Linked DNA regions of Homo sapiens: all the other regions are linked to region 1. A link is a contact called in ENCODE Hi-C or POLR2A ChIA-PET data. All regions are on one chromosome and are shown on one strand. Each heading gives the region's core, a stretch centred on a gene start or an enhancer-like site at or near the end of the contact. The rest is flanking DNA. Distances are from core to core; before and after follow the strand shown. Region 1 holds the start of PBX4 (PBX homeobox 4). Region 2 overlaps LOC124904656 (a long non-coding RNA gene). Region 3 overlaps GATAD2A (GATA zinc finger domain containing 2A). Region 4 holds the start of GATAD2A (GATA zinc finger domain containing 2A).

Region 1 (4,176 bases), core at 656-3,155:
GCAGGTTTTGCTCTCTCACCCAGGCTGGAGTGCAGTGGCACAAACACAGCTCACTGTAGCCTCGACCTCCTGAGCCCAACTTATCCTCCCGCCTCAGCCTCCCAAGTAGCTGGGACCATGACCAGCTAATTTAGCTATTTTTTTAATTTTTATTTTTGTAGAGATGGGGTCTCACTATGTTCCCCAGACTGGTCTTGAACTCCTGGGCTCAAGTAATCTCCCACCTCAGACTCCCAAAGTGTTGGGATCATAGGTGTCAGCCACTGCACCCAGCCTGAAGGCCACTACTGTTCAGGCCTCCTGGGCAGTGCTGTGCTTGTGGGTGACCTTTTGAACAGGCACTGGTCTCCGTGGCTCCCATGCAATCTATTACTTTCTGTCATTGGAGCCAAGTGTCGGTTTCCTTCATCAGAGAGCTTTCCCTATTGTCCAGACACTCGGTCAATGTCTTTCATTTTTCACTCCCTGCCGTCCCCTTTGGAGTCTCCCGACGCTCTCCAATCCAGCCATACCAGATGGTGTTTGAATTTCCTCCCCAGCAGCAATGGAGAGAACGTGGGCCCCACCCTGGAAGGGCTCCCAGCCAGCAGGCTGAGGACCTTTTACTGAGCCCACATCTGGAGACTGTCCTCATAGCAAATAGGCTCCAGGAGGTTCTGTGACTTTGGAGAAGAGATTCATGTCCAGGCCATTACTTTTTTTTTTTTTTTTTTTTTTTGAGACCTGGTCTCCGTCAACCAGGCTGCAGTGCAGTGGTGCAATCATGGCTCACTGCAGCCTCAAATTCCCAGGCCCAAGTGATCCTCCCACTTCAGCCTCTCAAGTCCCAAATAGCTGGGACCACAGGCGTGCACCACCACGGGGTCTCACTATGTTGCCCAAGCTGGTCTCAAACTCCCGTGCTCAAGTGATCCTCCCGCCTCTGCCGCCCAAAGTGCTAGGATTACAGGCATGAGCCACCGCCCAGTTCCTTTTCTTGTGCACTAGGAGCCTTCGATGCTGTGTCCTAAGGACTAGAAACAAAGATGTGAGGATTCGCTCTGATTTGGGGTACACTGCAGGGGAGTCTCTCAGTAAACATCCTTCCTTCATTCGGTAACCACGTGGTAGCATTTTCTATGCCCAGAACTGTAATCTGCGAAGATGAATAAACAAGCGAGGTCACTCTTCAGCTGGACCTTGAAAGGTGACTGGAATTGATTTCTGCAGTGGAGAAAAGCGCTGCGTTCTGACCTCCTCGTTGCCATCAACCACGCACGCCTGCGCCCCGCCTTAGCCAGGTGAACGGGGCGTGGAAAGCTCTAGAGGAAGAGCCAGGGGCCCCAGTGGCCCACCTGATGGGGCTGAGGATGCAGGGAGCATTAGGGGGACTGAGCAGGGGTCTGGGGCTTGGGGCTTCTGGAAATGAATGGGGGCTGTCGATCAAGCTATAAGAGGTGTGGGGTTCTGAGGAGGAGGGGGTGGCTTGGAGGAAGAGTTGGGGTGCTCTGGGGAGTGAGGGTCTCTGAGGACCGAGGGCTTTGAGGAGAAGGGGGCCCTGAGGAGGAGCAGGAACTCTGAGGAGATGCGAGTGGGGCTGAAGGAGGCGTGCACCGCGCGAGATGTGAGGGATGGGGGCCTCTGGCTGGAGCGGAGCCAGCGCTGCCCTCTCTCAAGGGGAAGGAGGGCGCTTATGAGAAGTGCCGTTGCCTCGGCAACCCCAAACCCAGTCCAAGCCCGGAGAGGGGGAAGTTCGGGGCGAGTCCCGGGGGCGGTGCGTGGCGCCGGTTGGCTGACGGAGATGAAGGGGCGTGTCTGTAGGCGGTGCAATACACGGGTTGGCTGGCGATAGCGGCGGTGGGCGTGGCTTAGGCGCGAGCGAGAGCGGGCGCGGCGCTCAGGCAGCGGCGGTTGGCTGCGGCGCCAGTGGTAGTGCTCCAGGCTCGACGGCACCCTCACAGCGCCCGCCCGGCCCTGCCGCTCATGGCCGCCCCGCCGCGCCCCGCGCCATCGCCCCCCGCCCCGCGGCGCCTCGACACGAGCGACGTCCTGCAGCAGATCATGGCCATCACCGACCAGAGCCTGGACGAGGCACAGGCCAGGTGCTGCCCGCGGGCTCGGCAGGGGCCACGCAGGGTCGTGGCAGTGAGGTTGGCGGGCTGAGGGGACGGGGCGTGGAGGCCAGACTGACGAGGGGCGCTTGAGGAGGGCTGGAGGGGGGTCCCGAGGACGAAGGGATGTATGGGGTTCAAACGGAACGGGCTGGATAGGCCTTATGGGGCCGAGCAGTGGCGTGAAGGATTTTCAGCAGCTCATCTTGGGGCGAGAAGGTTGGGTTTAGGGGTTTAGGGAGTAGGGCTGAGAAATGGGCACGTACGGGACTTTTGACGAGTGAATGACTAAATGGGTACGTTAATGGGACTCCTGCGGCTGGAAGTTTTTTTGTTGTTGTTTGACACGGTCTTGCTCTGTCGCCCAGGCTGGAGTGCAGTGGCGTGATCATGGCTCACTGCAGCATCCACCTCCCCGGCTCAGTTGATTCTCCTGCCTCAGCCTCCCGAGTAGCTGGGACCACAGGCGCACGTGCAACCACGCCCGGCTGATTTTTTTGTATATTTTGTAGAGACAGGGGTCTCGCTATAGTTGCTTAAACTCCTGGGTTCAAGCACTCATTCCGTCTCGGCCTCCCTAAGTGCTGGGATTACAGGCGCGAGCCACCGAGCCCGGCCTGTGGGTGGGAAGTTTCCAGGGCAGATGATGGAGAGTGAGTGGCTGGGAATGGGACTCAGGAATGTCTGCAGGAGACTGAAGAACTGAACTGGGGTAACTTGGTGTGGGAACCATCGAGAACTTTTGGGAAAAGGGTTAGTAGAGGAGTGGGTGGAGATGGAAGACCTATTTTCTTTTTAATGAATTCAGCAAATTTTTATTGAATCCTTACAATAACTGGATAGGGAACCGGGTGCTGACATAGTCCCTGCTCTCGAGTACATGATTTAGGGGAGGGAATGTAAATAGCAAAAAATAAGGACTGGGTGGAGTGGCTCACATCTCTAATCACAGCACTTTAGGAGGCTGAGGCAGGAGGATTGCTTGAGCTCAGGAGTTCGAGACCAACCTGGACAATGTAGTAAGACCTCGTCTCTACTAAAAATAAAATTAAAAAATTAGTTAGGTGTGATGATGCAAGCCTGTAGTCCCAGCTACTTAGGAGGCTGAGGCTGCAGTGAGCCGAATCAAGCCATTGCACTCCAGCCTGGGTGACAGAGCTAGACCCTGTCTCAAACAAAAGCAAAAAAGTATAAGCCAGGCATGGTAGCATGGGTAGGTAATCCCAGCTGCCTCCCAGTGGGAGGATCACTTGAGTCCAGCAGTTTGAGACCAGCCTGGGCAACATAGTGAGACCATCCTGTACCAATCTGAGAAAAGAAAAAAATAAAATAAATGGCAATAAAAGCTGTAGGGATAGGGGTTGCATGCTATAGGAAGCCAGGTGGAGAAGAACATCTTTGGAGAGGACAGCACCTTCAGAGGCCCTGAGGTGGGAAAGAGGATGTAAAAAGCGGAGTCTGGCTGGGAAGAGAAAGTTCCTAGCCAGGGAGGGAAAGAGTTGAGTTTAAAGGAAGGCTGGGGCCAGGTGCGGTGGCTCACGCCTGTAATCCCAGCACTTTGGGAGGCCAAGGCAGGTGAATCACGAGGTCAGGAGTTCAATACCAGCCTGGCCAACATGGTGAAACCCAGTCTCTACCAAAAATACAAAAATTAGCTGGGTGTAGTGGTGCACACCTATAATCCCAACTACTTGGGAGGCTGAGGCAGGAGAATCACTGGAACCTGGGAGGCGGAGGCTGCAGTGAGCCGAGATCACACCACTGCACTCCAGCCTGGGCGACAGAGCGAGATTCCGTCTGAACAAAAAATAATAATAATAATAAAGGGAGACTGGAACCCAATTACATGGGGCCTACGAATCTCAGTAAAGAGTTTTGTTTGTTCAGCCAGGCACAGTGGCTGACACCTGTAATCCCTGCACTTTGGGAGGCCAAGGTGGGCAGATCACCTGAGGTCAAGAGTTCGAGACCAGCCTGGCCAACATGGCAAAACCCCATCTCTACTAAAAATACGAAAATTAGCTGGGCGTGGTGGTGCATGTCTATGGTCCCAGCTACTTGGGAGGCTGAGGCAGGAGAAACACTT
Region 2 (3,890 bases), core at 412-2,911, 250 kb after region 1:
TGCAGCCTCAACCTCCCCAGCTCAAGCGATCCTCCCACCTCAGCCTCCCGAATACCTGGGACTGCAGGTGCAGGCCACCACGCCTAGCTAATTTTTAAGTTTTTTTGTAGAGATGGGAGTCTTATTATGTTCGCCAGGCTGCCCTTGAACTCCTGGGCCCAAGCAATCCTCTCACCTCGGCTTCCCAAAATGTTGGGATTACAAGCGTGAGCCACCACACTCAGCCAACTTTATTATTATTATTTTTTAAAGAGATGAGGTCTCGGCCAGGCACGGTGGCTCACGCCTGTAATCCCAGCACTTTGGGAGGTCGAGGTGGGCAGATCACGAGATCAGGAGATTGAGACCATCCTGGCTAACATGGTGAAACCCTGTCTCTACTAAAAATACAAAAAATTAGCCGGGCGTGGTGGAGGGCGCCTGTAGTCCCAGCTACTTGGGAGGCTGAGGCAGGAGAAAGGCATGAACCCAGGAGGCGGAGCTTGCAGTGAGCCAAGATGGCACTACTGCACTCCAGCCTGGGCGACAGAGTAAGACTCCGTCTCAAAAAAAAAAAAAAAAAAAAAAAAAAGAGATGAGGTCTCATTATGTTGCTAGTCTCACTTTGAACTCCTGGGCTTCAAGCTAGCCTCCTATATCAGCCTCCCAAGTCACTGGAACTACAGGTGTGTGACTACACCCAGCTGAGCCCTTTTTAAGATCCAGGTCTCAGGCCGGGAGTGGTGGCTCACGCCTGTAATCCCAGCACTTTGGGAGGCCGAGGCAGGCAGATTACGAGGTCAGGAGTTCAAGACCGGCCTGGCCAACATAGCGAAACCCTGTCTCTACTAAAAATACACAAATTAGCTGGGCATGGTGGCGGGCGCCTGTAGTCCCAGCTACTTGGGAGGCTGAAGCAGGAGAATCGCTTGAACCTGGAAGGCGGAGGTTGCAGTGAGCCAAGATCACCCCACTGCACTCCAGCCTGGGCGACGGAGCAAGACTCTATCTCACCAAAAAAAAAAAAAAAAAAATCCAGGTCTCAGTGCCAGGCGCGTTGGTGGCACGCACCCATAGTCCTAACTACTTGGGAGGCTGAGACAGAAGATCACTTGAGGAGTTTTAAGGCTGCAGTGAGCCAAGATTATGCCACTGCACTCCAGCCTGGGTGACAGAGCAAGACCTTGTGTCTAAAAAGCAAGGGGGTGGCCAGGCACGGTGGCTCACGCCTGTAATCCCAGCACTTTGGGAGGCCGAGGCAGGTGGATCATGAGGTCAGGAGTTTGAGACCAGCCTCACCAACATGGTGAAAACCCTGTCTCTACTAAAAATACAAAAATTAGCTGGGGGTGGTGGTGCATGCCTGTAATCCCAGCTGTTTGGGAGGCTGAGGCAGGAGAATCGCTTGAGCCTGGGAGGTGGAGGTTGCAGTGAGCCGAGATCACGCCACTGCACTCTAGCCTGGGCAAAAAGACCAAGACTCCATTTCAAAGAAAAAGAAAAGGAGGCGGAGTGGGGTGGGGCCTCAGCTTGTGGACAGGCATTATGGTCACAGGAGCTACTCTTGTCCTTCCTGAGTTGGGACTGAGCACAGCAGCCCAGCCAGCTGGTAGGAGGGAGTGGCTGATCACTTGGGCCTGGGAGGAGTCAGGAGTTTATTCTGACCGGAAGAGGAAATGACTGTTTCGCAAAGTGCACTGAGCTTTGAGCTTTTTTTACCCCGCTGGTAAAATTATTTGTTTGAACTTCATCAGCTTCCTTTATTCAAGGATGTCATTGAGCATCTAGGGTGGCCACATTTAGCAAGTGAAAATATAGGATGCCCCATTAGATTTGGATTTCAGATCAGTCACGAATGAATACCCTTTTAGTATAAGTGTATCCCAAAGCATCTTCCATGTGCCAGGAGTCAGTCTGGGTTTGGATAATCCACTTAATACACAGACTGGTGCCTTCCAAGGAACTGGTCAAACACGAAGGTCAGAGTCTTTTGTGGCTTGGGAGACACAAACAGGCTGCAAAATCCACTTCAAAATCCACTTCCAGGTCAGGCACAGTAGCTCATGCCTGTAACCCCCCAACAATTTGGGAGGCTGAGGCAGGAGGATCGCTTGAGGCCAGGAGTTTGAGACCAGCCTGGGCAACAAAGCAAGACTCCATCTGTACAAAAAATAATTTAAAAATTGGCTGGACATGGTGGCTTACCCCTGTAATCCCAGCACTTTGGGAGGCTAAGGTAGATGGATCATTTGAGGACAGGAGTTTAAGACCAACCTGACCAACATGGCAAAACTCCATTTCTACTAAAAATATTAATACAAAAATTAGCCAGGCGTGGTGGCATGTGTCTGCAATCCCAGATACTCTGGAGGCTGAGGCAGGAGAATCACTTGAATCTGGGATGGGGAGTTGCAATGAGCAGAGATCACACCACTACACTCCAGCCTGGGTGACAGAGTGAGACTCTGTCTCAAAATTAATTAATTAATTAATTAAAAACTGTCTAAGTGTGGTGGTGTGCATTTGCAGTCCTAACTACTCTGGAGGCTGAGACTGGAGGATCCCTTGAGCCCAGGAAGCCGAGGCTGCAGTAGGCTACAATTGTGCCACTGCACTCCAGCCTGGGTGACAGAGCAAAACCCTTTCTCTAAAAAAAAAGAGTTAAAAATGTTGCTGGGCACGGTGGCTTATGCCTGTAATCCCAGCCTTTTGAGAGGCTGAGGTGGGAGGATCGCTTGAGCCCAGGAGTTTGAGAACTGCCTGGGCAACATAGTGAGACCTCATCGCTACCAAAAAAAAAACAAAAACAAAAAAAACTCTACTTTGGCCCCAAATTATGACCCGTGTGGGTGTCCCCAATTCTAGTTAGATGCCCATGTTGTATTGGTCAAAATGCCATTGCCGGACAGGCATAGTGGCTCACGCCTATAATCCCAGCGTTTTGGGAGGCCAGGGCAGGAGGATCACTTGAAGTCAGGAGTTTGAGTCCAGCCTGGCCAACATGGTGAAACCCTGTCTCTACCAAAAATACAAAAATTAGCCAGGTGTGGTGCTGGGTGCCTGTAGTCCCAGCTACTTGGGAGGCTGAGGCAGGAGAATCACATGAGCGTGGGAGGCGGAGGTTGCAGTGAGCCGAGATCGCACCTGTGTACTCCAGCCTGGGCAACAGTATAACAGCGCGAGACTCCATTTCCAAAAATAATAATAATAATAATAATAATAATACCATTGCCATCTCCTGCATCACAGATGATACAGCAAATGTTACCTGGGAAAGCGAAGCTGGATGTTTAGTTTCTTCGGCAGCCAGACACCAGTCCTGACCCTTTACACAGGAGTTAAGAGAAAGTGTCCTTTTCTGAGGTTAGGGATTGGGGCATGTTCAGCACTTGCTGACCGCAGTGGCTTTGAGTACTGAGGTAAGTTTCTTGAAAAAGTTTCTAGCAAGAGATGCTGTGGCCATGGGCTACAGTTCCTGTCACGGGGCTGAGTGTATACAGTCGTGGGATCTGTGTGCAAAGCCCACCCCGGTCTCGTACCCGGCTGACAATGCATGTGGGTGTCCCCACAGCCAGACCAGGCCTGGGTGTGGCCAGCGGACATTCCAGGACACACCCAGGGAAGGAGTGTGTCACAAAGAATGCCCTGAAAAAGAATCCCCTTCAGCGAGGAACAGTGGCTCAGGGCTGGAATCCCAGCACTTTTGGAGGCTGAGGCAGGATTGCTTGAAGCCAGGAGTTCAGGACCAGCGTGGGTAACATAGTGAGACCCTGTCTCAATAAAAAATTAAAATAAGGCTGGGCGTGGTGGCTCACACCTGTAATCCCAGCACTTTGGGAGGCTGAGGCGGGTAGATCACGAGGTCAAGAGTTCTATCTAGACCATCCTGGCCCACATGGTGAAACCCCGTC
Region 3 (4,151 bases), core at 137-2,636, 170 kb after region 1:
GGATGTAGAGAAATTGGGACCCTCATACACTGCATAGTGCAAAGTAAAATGGTAAGAGTGACATGGAAAACGGTGGAAAGTAAAACGGTAGAGTGACGTGGAAAACAGTGGAAAGTAAAACAGTAGAGTGATGTGGAAAACGGTCTGCCAGTTCCTCAAAAAGTTAAACGCAGAGTTCCCACATGAGCCTGGGCAGGGCCTCCAGCCCACGGCATCACCATGCTCCCGAGTGTCCTGCAAGTCCACTTGTAGGTATATCCAAGAGAGCTGAATATAGGTATTCAAAAAAAAATGTGCAGGTGAATGTTAAAAGCAACATTATCCACAATAGCCAAAAAGCAGAAAACAACCCAAATGTCCATCAATGGATGAATGGATAAACAAAATGTGGTCCATCTAGACAATGGAATATTATTTGGCCATAAAAAGGAATGAAACTCTGACACAATGTGACTGAACTTTGAAAACATCATGCTAAGTGAAAAAAAGTCAGACAAAAAGGCCACATATTGCATGATCCCATTTATATGAAATGCCAGAAGAGGCAAACCCAGAGACAGAAAGTAGAATAAGTGGCTGCTGGGAGGGTGGAGAGCAGAGTCAAGGAAAAGGCAGTGACTGCTAATGGGGACAAGGTTTCTTTTGGGGTGGGGGTGATGAAAATGTTCTAGAATTACAGGTGATGGTTGCACAATACTGTGAATGGGTTAAATGCCACTAAACAACACACTTTAAAAACGTTAAAACTGGTGAATATTCTACCATGTGAATTTTACATGCTTTTTTAAAGAGGTGAGAAAAGAAAACAAAAACAAAAATACTAATTCCAATAGCCATGAACCCCTCTAGAGCTACTAAAATACTAACAGGCAAAAGCAGGTTTGCTGTGACCCCAACAGCACAGAACTGGGTCCTTCAGTAAACATGCTCCTTTTATACAACAAGACCCCAAACAACCACACTGCCATCAGCCATCAGCCATCAGGGTAGGCAGCCTCTATGTCACCACCAACCACGAGTCCTACAGGACAACTGCAGGAGGCTGCAGCAAGCCCACTGTACACATGGGAACTCAGAACCATCTCCCAGCTAAAGATCCAATGCCTGGGAGTATGAGAATGTGGGACACATAAGGGAGAATTCACCAAGGAGGAGCCAAGGCAGAAAGAGGAAGTGGCCTCAGAGGGCTGGAATCACAAGAGTTACTACCAGCAGAGCCCCACCTCAGCCAGGCCTTATCACAGGCCCTACACTGCCTAAAATCCAAATAAAACAAAACTGCCATGGTGGCTTTTTTTTTTTTTTTTTTAAGGGACGAGGTCTCACTCTGTTGTCCAGGCTGGAGTGCAGAGCCACAATCATGACTCACTGCAGCCTCAACCTCCAGGGCTCAAGCAATCCTCCCACCTCAACTTCCTGAGTAGCTGGGACTAAAGGCACGCACCACCACACCTGGCTAATTTTTGTACTTTTTGTAGAGACGAGGTCTCGCCATGTTGCCTAGGGTGGTCTCAAATTCCTGGGCCCAAGAGATCCACATGCCTTGGCCTCCCAAAGTGCTGGGACCAACAGGCATCATACACGGTGGTTTTACACTAACACACTATTGGGGAAGTGCCACAGGCCTCAACGTCACAAGGTGTTTCACTCATTTATTTGTCCAAATACCTGCTTAAGTTTCTACTTAGGGATCAGGGACACCCTTGGGGTGCCAACAACGATAGGCCTCCTACTGGGAGCTGCCTCAGGAGCCCCAAGGAGAACACTGGAGTGGGGGGCACAGCAGGCACAGCACATACCGGAGAGAGGCAGGGTTGAAGTCCCTCACACACTGTTCGCTGGGTCCCTAGATCACAACTCTAAGCACTACTGTTCACGAAACAAGTCATGTGCAAGTCCAGCTAACCACCTACTTTATCCACTCGTGATGGGCTACGACTGCTGTGGATGGGCAATACCAATGGGGAGGGGAGAATGGTTTTCATCATAGAGTCAGGGTACTGGAGTGGTAGTCAGATGTGCCCCAGGTACTGAGCAGGGAGGCGACAGGAAGGAGGCCCAGAAGCTCATGCCCTTAGCTGTCCAGTCAAAGCCAGAAAGCCTGATTCACCCACAAGGGCCTCAGCTTCCTCACCTGTAAAATGGGAACAGCACCCACTTTATTGCTAACACTTCCTGAGGGCTCCACGAAGAGTAGCTGTGAGTGTTGTAATTACAGAAAATAAGAGTGTGTAAGAGAGGCTGTCTGGTGGGCTGACAGGCCACGGTCCCCTCTGGCAATTCCAGTCTCTGCTCATGGTTTTCTGCTTGAATTTAAACTACTCCCAAGTGGTCTCCTAAACTACCCCCAAGTGGCCTCTACCTCAGCTTTTATAAATGGCCATTTCCCCTCTTCTAGATGATCCAGTCACGAAGCTCCCTGAGAAAAGACCTGGGCCAAACCCAATTTTCACACTTTTCTTTAAGGAAAATTTCAAATCCACCCACAGAGTAGATAATGGTGTGATTAACTGCAGGTGCTTACCACCCAGGTCCACGGCCATCGGGGACCACCCTCGTGTCCTCCACATGCCGCTCCTTTCTCCTTCTCTCTCCCACTAGCTTCCACGAAGCAAATCCTATGAAACATGCATTTGTGCTAAAGGGGTCAGTATTTATCTCTACAGAACAAGCATGACCACAACACTATGATCCCACCTTTGATAATTTCACAATCTTCCGTCTTTGTTGGAGTCATATCTGGCTGGAATCCACAGGTCCCCTTACTGACACAATCGTATGCTCAAAGAGTTAGGATGCTTGCCCTGTTTCCCATTGTTGGTTTTGCAAATGGCGTCCCTGTGGCGTAAGTGCACATACCCCCAATTTCTCATGAACTAGACCTTGAGGCTTGGTGAGTGCGTGTCCCTGTGGAAGCACAGGACACTCTCCTTGGGGGCTAGCAGCTAGGGAGAATCACTGTCTGGACCTTACAGTCTGGAACCCCTCAATTCACTAGGTGACTGCAATAAACTTAAAATTCTGTCATTTCATATTAATTTGCTAAAACACATCAATAGCTGTGCTGCCCATTAGCCACATGTGGCTATTTAAATAGACAAAATTAAACTCCGTGTCCTCAGTCATGCTATGTTAAACGGCACGCAGGGCAGACGGTGTAGAGCATCCCTGTCACCCTAGGCAGTTCTGCGGGCCAGCACTGCCATGCGAGGGAACCTTGCCCTCGCCCACACTCTCGTTCCTGGAGTGTGCAGCCCACAGAGAAGATGCAGGAAAAATGCCTGTTGCTTTCCCTCTACCCATTTTTAAATGGGTAGCTAGCTCTCTAACTCCTACCAAAGGGGACCAGTGAGCTTCTTCCTTGTCCTTTAAGCACCAATAAGAAACTGTGGGTTTTTTTTTTTTTTTTTCAGCTTGGGGGGTCCTGCTACATTGCTCAGGCTAGACTCCAACTCCTGAGCTCAGGCAATCCTATGGCCTTGGCCTCCGGAACAGCTAGGATGGCAGGTGCGTATAACCACAGCCAGCTTAAACCCTTGGGTTTTTCTTTTTGTGAGACACAGTCTTACTCTGTTGCCCAGACTGGAGTGCAGTGGCGCGATCTTGGCTCACTGCAACTTTCCGCCTCCCAGGCTGAAGCAATTCTCCTGCCTCAGCCTCTCGAGTAGCTGGGATTACAGGCGTGCGTCACTATCACCCAGCTAATTTTTATATTTTCAGTAGAGACGGGGTTTCACCATATTGGCCAGGCTGGTCTTGAACTCCTGACCTCAAATGATCCACCTGCCTCAGCCTCCCGAAGTGCTGGGATTACAGGTGTGAGCCACGGCATCCAGCCAGCCTTGGATTTTTAACACATCTAACTCAGGGGCTCCTTGTTCTTGTTCACTCTCGCTTGCCCCATCTGTGCCAGCAGGGCCCCTGTGGGTCCTTCTGATACAACCCCAGTGTGTCTTACACAATTACCATGTTCCCAATGCAGAATGAGAATTAAGCGTTTTACTTAAAGTACTTCAGGTCTTGGCCAGGTGCAGTGGCTCACGCCTGTAATCCCAGCACTTTGGGAGGCTGAGGCTGGAGGATCACCTGAGGTTGGAGTTTGAGACCAGCCTGACCAACATGGAGAAACTCCATCTCTACTAAAAATACAA
Region 4 (3,784 bases), core at 91-2,590, 210 kb after region 1:
AAGTGACTCACTCGGACTTTGATCTAAAGAATCCACAGCTCTTAAGATAAGGATGAACTATACACCTAAAGACGTTAAGTCAGACCTACAAAATTTTGCCCTGTGCAAAATTCTCAGGGCAGAAACACGCACCTAAGGGTTGTCATTCACTTCCTAAGGGAGGGGTCACCATTCATTTCTGGGTCCCAGTGTGCGCACAATCCAAGTGTCCGTCAGGCTCTCAGCCTGGGCCCTGCCCATAAGCCTTTCCTTGTTGAAGTGATCAATTCCGATTCTTGGCAATAATCCCTTTAAAAGGCCAGCTGCTGCTGTCTAGTCACTGATGCCGACCCACTCTAGGTGGGAAAAAAGAAATCAATGGAGCCACCGCCTAGATGGGGAGGCAAATTTAAAGTGTCGGGCCTTGAGAAAGGCCGGAGATCAGAGAGGGGAAAGGGTCCCGCGGCTCCCGGGGGTTAGGCAGGAAGGGCGCGAGCTGGGGGAGGGCCGGCCCTCCAGGCGTGGGCGCGCGGGGACTCTTATTCTGACACGGGATCCGCCGCCGCCGCCGCCGCCGCCGCCGCGGGGTTCAGCGTTGCTGCCCAACCCGCCCCGGACCCCCGCCCCTGAGCGGGACCCCCGCCCCGCGCGCCCACGTGCCGTCTTCCCGCCGCCTCCACCCGTCCCGACCACTCGGAAGAGGCGCCTCGCGGCCCAGCCCTTCCCCCGACCCCGCAGGAAGCGCAGGACGGAAGCGGGGCGACGCCGCGACTTTCCGGGACCCCCGCCCGGCCCCCACGTGCCCGGGCCGCCTCGGGGCAAGGAACTTTCCAGGGCAGCGCAAGAAGACGCTCCCAGAATACAAGGAGTAGAACTCGCTCGCTCTCACTTTTCCACGCTCATGCAGGGGTCCTTCAGAGCCCCCCGAGGCCCCGACCCTGCGCGGCCCGCGCCGCTCCAGTCTCAGCCGTGCGTCCCCAGCCCCCGCCCCCCGCCAAGTTTGGTCCAGAACTTACCGGGCCGCGGGTCGGCCGGGCCCTAGGGCAGCGCGCAGGTTACGGGGGCTGCTGGTCCGGGGTCGCCCGCGGGGCCGGGCGGCGGAGGGGCCGGGGACGCCGGGCCGCGCGCGCTCGTTCCGCCTGTGGGGCCGCCCGGGCCCGCGGCGCTCGCTGCGCCGGTCCGCCCGCCCGCCCGCGCCGCCGGCCAGATAATGCGCCCCTCGGCCGCACACATGGAGCCCGGCGCCGGCGTCACCGCCCGGGACATGCGCACCAGGTCAGCGCGCCCGGCCCGCGGCCCCCAAAACACCGGGGAGCTCTTAAAGGCGACGCCGCCCGCCCGCGCCCGGCTGGGCGGGGCGTGGCGACCGAGGGGCGGGGCCTGACGAGAAGGGAGGAGCTCGTGGGCGGGGTTCCAGGCGTAGAAGGCGGGCCCCTGAGTTGAGGGGGCGGGGCCGGACGGTACCGCCCCGGAAGCACCGCCCCTCTCCGGCGCGCTCCCACGCGACACCTCGTTGGGCGCGCTGGTTTCCCACGCGGGCTCCGGCTGGCTCCCTCCCCGCCGAGTCCCAGCGCCCTCCGCAGGCCGAAGGGTCGTGGCCAACTCACCGGCGGCAAAGCCGGGCGGGCCGCACCCAAGGCTGACTCACGACGCGCTCACTGCTGACCTCGCGCCAGCTGAGCTGGGCGACCTCAAGCAACTCAGGGTTGCCTCTGAAACGCGGGTTAGAATGTCACCCCCGCGGGGTCGTCACGCGGAAGCTCTTCTCTGGGAACTTCGGCCCCGGTGTCTGTGGGGAGGGCGGGGTGTGGATCGGCTGAACGATCACTTCTCCAGTGCAGTGAACAGAATTCTACAAAGAAAGCTCCAGACCCACCCACCTCAAGACACTTGGGGACGACTGCTCTCCCTCTCCAGTTACCTCCCAATCTGCCCTCGTGCCTCAGGGAGAAGGTGAAAACCCCTCAAGAAAGCAAATCTGCACCCCTCCCTCTCCAGTAACAAGGAGGAAACACAGGAGACAGAATGAAAGCCTGAAAGAGAATGGACTTTGGAGATGTTAAACTACATAAAGCGAAATACAATTTCAATAGGGAAAATATCAAGTTCATGGAAAATCTACCACAAGAAGGCTCTCAATACCAAAATCAGGTTCTGAGGAATCCCCAAAACCGCCTCTTTTCATGTTGTTTTAAAACAAACGATTCCTGATGAGACACCTAGACTCCTGAAGAGTGGTGGTGACATGCTTTATCGCATACCCTAATAAATCTATATGTACAACTGAAACAAAAGTTTCACCAAACATAAATTTACCACATGCAACGTACTGTTTTCTTTTTTCTTTTTTTTGGAGACAGAGTCTTGCTCTGTCGCCAGGCTGGAGTGGTGCAGTGGCGCTATCTCGGCTCACTGCAACCTCCACTTCCCAGGTTCACGGATTCCCCTGCCTCAGCCTCCCCAGTAGCTGGGATTACAGGCGCGTTCCATCACACCCGGCAATTTTTTTTTTGTATTTTAGTAGAGACGGGGTTTCACCATCTTGGCCAGGATGGTCTCCATCTCCTGATGTCGTGATCTGTTCGCATCGGCCTCCCAAAATGCTGGGATTACAGGCATAAGCCACTGCACCCAGCCTGTACTGTTATTTCTATTCTACTTCATTTGAAAAGAAAATCAATGTAACGCCCAAGAATAATTGGGTCTCAACCGCAAACCTGAAAAACACTTCATGTAGAACAAATTTTACAAAATTGTTTTTCTAAAAAAAAAAAAAATTGTTTTTCTGCTGTATGTCCCCTTAAACAGAGTTCAAAAAAGCTCCTAATTCTGTGTTGAGTTCTACATACAATTGTCAACTTTTTGTAGTTTATTCCACCCCGCCACCTCACACCTCCCCAAACACACCGCCCTGCCCCCCAAAATCTTCCCACTACTTAATGCAACATCTGGCACAACCTCCCCTAGGCCAAAAGAGAATTCAACCTAAAAATGATACAAAATACAAACTGTTGACTCCCAATCACTTTCCCTGACCCAGTTATGTCACCAATTTGCTTTGCTTTGCTACAAAGAAATTCAAATGTTCAAATTCAGAAACCAAACAAACAAAACAGTCTTATTCTCAAACAGGTGACTCGGTATAGGAATTCAAAGAGCTCCCTGATCCCAAGCGCAAGGTTGGTTTAGGGCAACCATCCAGGTTTTTCACCCTAACATGGTGGCTGTATATTTTAAGAACTGCTTCATGCTACGATCATTAATCAGATGATGTATATTAAAGCAATACAAGCAAACTATTACCTCACTGCTCCTCACCTGGGTCTTGATTAATGTCAATTTAATTAACTACAAACAGAGCAAAGTGTGGTCAGGTGGGAGACCTGACACTTGAGACAGATATACAGATTCCAGAGTTTGAGCCAGCAAGCCCTGTGTGAGTCACCAGGGTGACAACCACCCCTTTTTTTTTTTAAGAGGGAGGCATCAACTGCAACACATTAATGACACACCCCTGTGGAGTGAGGGGTGCACTGGTGACAGGGCCTGCTCCAGAGGGCAGTGCCAACTTCTCAGCCAGGAAAGTCGGACGGGGAGTAGGAGGGGTGCAGGGTATGTAGGTGGGGTGAAATAGCTACAGGGTTTATTTCTGTCTGTCATAGGAAGACAGGGTCAGATGGGTAGATGGTAAGTGACAGTGAATCCAGATCTGCTTGGGGTCCCATAGGCTCAGGTTGGGTGAATGCTGAGGCTGTTTGGATTAAAGATCTTTTAGCCTCAGTGCCCAGTGCTGGACTAAACAGCA

The links. Hi-C counts contacts between places; a loop is a spot of excess contacts on that map. ChIA-PET counts read pairs that join two places held with the same protein, here RNA polymerase II (POLR2A). Pooled maps may share reads with other maps.
Region 2: a pooled map shows a loop between it and region 1 (2.9-fold over the local background). The contact joins the enhancer-like site here to the promoter of PBX4 in region 1. A Hi-C loop is called at or near these places in 1 of 37 single-sample maps with no recorded cell type and 11 of 50 pooled maps. POLR2A ChIA-PET finds 5 or more read pairs at or near these places in 3 of 52 experiments (H1, MCF 10A and WTC11).
Region 3: a loop to region 1 is called in a pooled map, with 3 times the contacts of the local background. The contact joins the enhancer-like site here to the promoter of PBX4 in region 1. A Hi-C loop is called at or near these places in 2 of 50 pooled maps. POLR2A ChIA-PET finds 5 or more read pairs at or near these places in 4 of 52 experiments (Caco-2, GM12878, activated B cell and 1 more).
Region 4: a loop to region 1 is called in a pooled map, with 5 times the contacts of the local background. The contact joins the promoter of GATAD2A here to the promoter of PBX4 in region 1. A Hi-C loop is called at or near these places in 1 of 168 maps with a recorded cell type or tissue (naive thymus-derived CD4-positive, alpha-beta T cell) and 8 of 50 pooled maps. POLR2A ChIA-PET finds 5 or more read pairs at or near these places in 6 of 52 experiments (H1, Panc1, T-cell and 2 more).

The regions. Positions count from the first base shown.
Region 1 is chr19:19,616,416-19,620,591 of GRCh38, reverse strand. PBX4 (PBX homeobox 4) reads left to right here and starts at 1,905. Exons shown (of 8, transcript NM_025245.3): 1 at 1,905-2,081. The coding sequence starts at 1,963. RefSeq lists a silencer at 1,914-2,123.
Region 2 is chr19:19,370,947-19,374,836 of GRCh38, reverse strand. The region is part of intron 1 of LOC124904656 (a long non-coding RNA gene); the gene reads left to right. Among named protein-coding and RNA genes, the nearest start is that of GATAD2A, 33 kb to the left of the region's middle. RefSeq lists an enhancer at 2,774-3,890. Within about 2 kb of position 1,661, at least 29 of the 41 ENCODE cell types and tissues checked have a DNase peak (open chromatin) inside an H3K27ac peak, as active enhancers do.
Region 3 is chr19:19,442,031-19,446,181 of GRCh38, reverse strand. All of the region lies in intron 1 of GATAD2A (GATA zinc finger domain containing 2A), which reads right to left. Among named protein-coding and RNA genes, the nearest start is that of MIR640, 9.0 kb to the right of the region's middle. RefSeq lists an enhancer at 62-181. Within about 2 kb of position 1,386, at least 10 of the 41 ENCODE cell types and tissues checked have a DNase peak (open chromatin) inside an H3K27ac peak, as active enhancers do.
Region 4 is chr19:19,403,231-19,407,014 of GRCh38, reverse strand. It overlaps GATAD2A (GATA zinc finger domain containing 2A), which reads right to left and starts at 1,340. Exons shown (of 12, transcript NM_001384528.1): 1 at 996-1,340. RefSeq lists silencers at 469-548, 1,109-1,658 and enhancers at 369-1,275, 1,779-1,838, 1,276-2,184.